2 separate regions of the Homo sapiens genome follow, and region 2 is linked to region 1. Evidence: read pairs that join two places in POLR2A ChIA-PET (ENCODE). Cell type or tissue: OCI-LY7. All regions are shown on one strand.

The links. Peaks named below come from ENCODE experiments on the same cell type or tissue, not always from the same donor. Only the 100,000 strongest peaks of a DNase experiment are listed, where the experiment ranks them.
Region 2: POLR2A ChIA-PET joins it to region 1 with 7 read pairs; 2 of 35 experiments call an interaction of 5 or more read pairs at or near these places.

What each region holds. Positions count from the first base shown.
Region 1 is chr7:64,673,987-64,676,486 of GRCh38, forward strand. The region is part of intron 1 of ZNF107 (zinc finger protein 107); the gene reads left to right. Among named protein-coding and RNA genes, the nearest start is that of MIR6839, 3.8 kb to the right of the region's middle. In OCI-LY7, no CTCF peak of the experiment used is centred here; no DNase peak of the experiment used is centred here; H3K4me3 peaks cover 2,500 bases; H3K27ac peaks cover 2,500 bases.
Region 2 is chr7:64,531,843-64,534,342 of GRCh38, forward strand. The region is part of intron 3 of ZNF680 (zinc finger protein 680); the gene reads right to left. Among named protein-coding and RNA genes, the nearest start is that of ZNF680, 30 kb to the right of the region's middle. In OCI-LY7, no CTCF peak of the experiment used is centred here; no DNase peak of the experiment used is centred here.

The DNA of each region.
Region 1 (2,500 bases):
CATGCTTCTTTGGTTACTGTAGCCCTGAAGTATAGTTTGAATTCAGGTAATGCAGTGCCTCCAGCTTTGTTCTTTTTGCTTGGAATTGCCTTGGCTATTTGAGCTCTTTGTTGTTCCATATGAATTTTAAAATAGGTGTTTTTTTTTTTTAAGTTCTGCTAAGAATGTTTTTGGGAGTTTGATGGGAATAATATTAGATCTGTACATTTCTTTGGGCAGTATGGCCATTTTAATAATTTTGATCTTTTCTATCCAAGAGCATAAAACGATTTTCCATTTATTTGTGTCATATCTAACTTCTTTAAGCAGTGTTTTGTAATTGTTGTTGTAGAGATCTTTCACTTTCCTGGTTAGCTGTATTCCTAAATATTCTTTTTGTAGCAATTGTGAATGAGATTGTGTTTTTGATTTGGTTTTCATCTTGGATGTTGTTGATGTAGAGGGATGCTACTGATTTTTGTGCATTTATTTTGTATTCTGAAATTTTGCTTCAGTTATTTTTCAGTTTAAAGAGCTTTTCTGTGAGGACTATAGGCTTTTCTAGATATGTTGTCTGCAAACAGGGATAGTTTGACTTGTTTGCTTACTATTTGGATGCCTTTTATTTTTGTCGCTTGCCTGATTGCTCTAGTGAGGACCACCAATTCTATGTTGAATAGGAGTGGTGAGAGAAAGCATCCTAGTCTTGTGCCAGTTTTCATGGAGAAATGCTTCTAGCTTTGTCCATTCCATATGTTGGTTGTGGGTTCCTCATAGATAACTCATTATTTTGAAGTATGTAGCTTCAGTGCCTACTTTGTTGAGGGCCTTTAATTATTTTAATGCGAAGGATGTTGAATTTTATTGAAAGCTTCTTCTGCATCTATTGCGATAATCTTGTGGTTTTTGTCTGTATTTCTGTTTATGTGATGAATCACATTTATTGATTTGTGTATGTTGAACCAACCTTATATGCCAGGGATAAAGTCTACTTGATCATAGTGGATTAGCTTTTATGATGTGCTGCTGGATTCAATTTGCCAGTATTTTGCTGATGATTTTTGCATAAATGGTCATCAAAGATATTGACCTGAAGTTTTCTTTTTTTGTTATATCTCTGTCAGGTTTTGGTATCATATGATACTGTTCTTATATAATGAGTTGGGAAGAGTGCCTTCTCAATTTTTTGGAATAGTTTTAGAAGAAATGGTACCGGCTCTTCTTTGTACATCTGGTAAAATTCAGCTGTAAATCTCTCTGGTCCTGAGCCTTTTTTGGTTGCTTGGCTATTTATTAGTAATTTAGTTTTGGAGCTTGTTATTGGTCTATTCAGGGATTCAATTTCTTTTTCTGCTCAGTCTTGGGAGGATGTATTTGTTCAGGAATTTATCCATTTCTTTTAGATTTTCTAGTTTGTGTGCATAGAGGTGTTCATAGCAGACTTCAACAGTTATTTGTGTTTTTGTGGGGTCAGTGGTAATGCTTCTTTTGTCATTTCTAATTGTGTTTATTTGGATCTTGTCTTTGTCATGAATCTAACTAGTGGTTTATTTAACTTATTAATTTTTTCAAAGATTTAACTCCTAGGTTTCTTGATCTTTTGTATAGTTTTTCATGTCTAAATTTCCTTTGGTACAGATGTGATTTTGGTTATTTCTTGCCTTCTGCTAGTTTAGAAGTTGGTTTCCTCTTGCTGCTCTCATGCTTTTGTTTATAATGTTAGTTTGTTAAATTGAGATCTTTTTAACTTTTTAATGTGAACATTTGGTGCTATAAATTTCCCTCTTAACACTGTGTCAGCTGTGTTGCAGTACTTTGTTCTCATTTGTTCCAAAGAATTTCTTGATTTCTCCCTTAATTTTGTTATTTACCAAAAAGTCATTCAGGTGCAGGTGTTTGTTTTGTGAGACAGAGTCTCACTCTGTCACCCAGTCTGGAGTGCAGTGGCACAATCTCGGCTCACTGCAACCTCTGCCTCCCGGGCTCAAGTGATTCTGTGCCTCAGCCTCCTGAGTAGCTGGGATTACAGGCATGCACCACCACGCCCGGCTAATTTTTGTATATTTAATAGAGGCAGGGTTTCACCATGTTGGTCAGGCTGGTCTCAAACTCCTGACCTCAAGTGATCTGCCTGCCTCTTCCTCCCAAAGTGCTGGGACTACAGGCATGAGCCACCATGCCCAGCCCAGGTTTTTTAATTTGTATGTAATTGTATGGTTTCAAGTGGTTTTCTTTGTATTCAATTATATTTTTATCAGGCTGTGATCTAAGTTTGTGGTTGGTATAATTTTGGGATGTTTGAATTTGCTGAGAATTGTTTTATTTCTGATTGTGGTCAGTTTTACAGTATGTGCCATATGGTGATGAGAAAAATGTATATTATGTAGTTTGTAGATGAAGAGTTTTGTAGCTGTCTATTAGGACTATTTGGTCAAGTGTTACATTTAGGTCCTGATATCTTTGTTAATTTTTTGCCTCAGTGATTTATTAGTGTCTGTGGGGTGTTGTAGTCTCCCACTAT
Region 2 (2,500 bases), 140 kb before region 1:
TAGAGCACAAACTGAGACTGTAAGGTCACACTTCAAGAAACTAGAGAAACAAGAAAAAAACAAATCCAAATGCAACAGAAGAAAGGAAATAATCAAGATTAGAGCAAAACTAAATGAAACTGAAGCAAAAAAATACAAAAGATAAATGAAACAAAAAGCTGTTTCTTTGAAAACATAAATAGGCCAGGCACGGTGGCTCACGCCTGTAATCCCAGTACTTTGGGAGGCCCAGGGGGGCAGATTACAAGGTCAGGCGACTGAGACCATCCTAGCTAACACGGGGAAACCCCATCTCTACTAAAAATACAAAAAATTAGCCGGGCATGGTGGTGGGCACCTGTCGTCCCAGCTACTCGGGAGGCTGAGGCAGGAGAATGGCCTGAACCTGGGAGGCAGAGCTTGCAGTGAGCCGAGATCGTACCACTGCACTCCAGCCTGGGCAACAGAGAGAGACTCCATCTCAAAAAAAAAAAAGAAAAGAAGAGAGAAAATCTAAATAACCTCAATAAGAAACAAAATGGGAGATATTACAACTGATACCACATTAATACAAAAGATCATTCAAGGCTACGATGAATACCTTTACACACATAAACTCGAAAACCTAGAAGAGATGAATAAATTCCTGTAAAAATAAAACCCTCCTACCCTGAACAGACCAAAAGCAAGTAGCTTTTAAAATGGTAATTTTAGAATTACCAACAAAAAAAGTCCAAGACCAGACAGATTCACAGCAGAATTCTACCAGACACTCAAAGAAGAATTGGTACCAATCCTATTGACACTATTCCAGAAGACAGAGTAAGAGGGAACCCTCCCTAATTCATTCTATGAAGCCAACATCATGCTAATATCAAAACCAGAAAAGGACATGATCAAAAAAGAAAACTACAGACTTATATCCCTGATGAACATAGATGCTAAAATCCTTAACAAAATACCAGCTAACTGAATCCAACAACATATCAAAAAGATAATCCATCATGATCAAGTGAGTTTCATACCAGGGATGCAGAGATGGTTTAATATATGCAAGTCAATAAGTGTGATACACCACATAAACAGAGTTAAAACTTACATGATCATCTCAATAGATGCAGAAAAAGCATTTGACAAAATCCAGCATCTCTTTATGATTAAAACTCTCAGCAAAATTGGCATACAAGGGACATACCTCCACGTAATAAAAGTCATCTATGACAAACCCACAGCCAACATAATACTGAATGGGAAAAAAGTTGAAAGCATTCCCTTTGAGAACTGGAACAAGACAAGGATACCCACTCTCACAACTCTTCTTCAACATAGCACTGGAAGTCCTAGCCAGAGCAATCAGACAAGAGAAATAAAGGGCATCCAAATCAGTAAAGAGAAAGTCAAACTGTCACTGTTTGCTGGTGATATGATCTTTTATCTTGAAAACCCCAAAGACTCCTCCAAAAAACTCCTAGAACTGATAAAAGAATTGAGCAAAGTTTCCAGGTATAAGATTAATGTACACAAACCAGTAGCTCTTCTATACACCAACAGTGACCTAGTGGAGAATCAAATCAAGAACTCAACCCCTTTTACAGTAGCTGCAAAAATAATAAAATACTTAGAAATATACCTAATCAATTACATGAAAGACCTCTACAAGGAAAACTACAAAACACTGCTGAAAAAAATCATAGACAACACAAACAAATGGAAACACATTTTATGCTTATGGATAGGTAGAATTAATCTTGTGGAAAATGACCATACTGCAAAAAGCAATAAACAAACTCAATACAATCCCCATCAAAATACTACCATAATTCTTCACAGAATTAGAAAAACCAATTCTAAAATGTATACAGAACGAAAAAAGAGCCCACATAGCCAAAGCAAGACTAAGCAAAAGAATAAATCTGGAGGCATCAGACTACCTGATTTCAAACTATACTATAAGCCATAGTTACCAGAACAGCATGTTACTATTATAAAAATCGGCACATAGAACAACGGAACAGAATAGCGAACCCAGAAATAAACTCAAATACTTACAGCCAACTGATCTTTCAGAAAGCAAACAAAAACATAAGTGGGAAAAGGAAACCCTTTTCAACAAAAGGTGCTGGGAAAATTGGCTAGCCACATGTAGGAGAATAAAACTGGATCTTTATCTCTCACCTTATACAAAAATAAACTCAAGATAGATTAAGGACTTAAATGTAAGACCTGAAACTATAAAAATTCTGTAAGATAACATTGGAAAAACCCTTCTAAACATTGGCTTAGGCAAGGATTTCATGACCAAGAACCCAAAAGCAAATGCAATAAAAACAAAGATAAATAGCTGGAACTTAATTAAACAAAAGAGCTTTTGCACAGCAAAAGGAACAGTCAGCAGAGTAAACAGACAACCCACAGAGTGGGAAAGGATCTTCACAATTTATACATCTGACAAAGGACTAATATCCAGAATCTACAATGAACTCAAATCAGCAAGAAAAAAACAAACAATCCCATCGAAAAG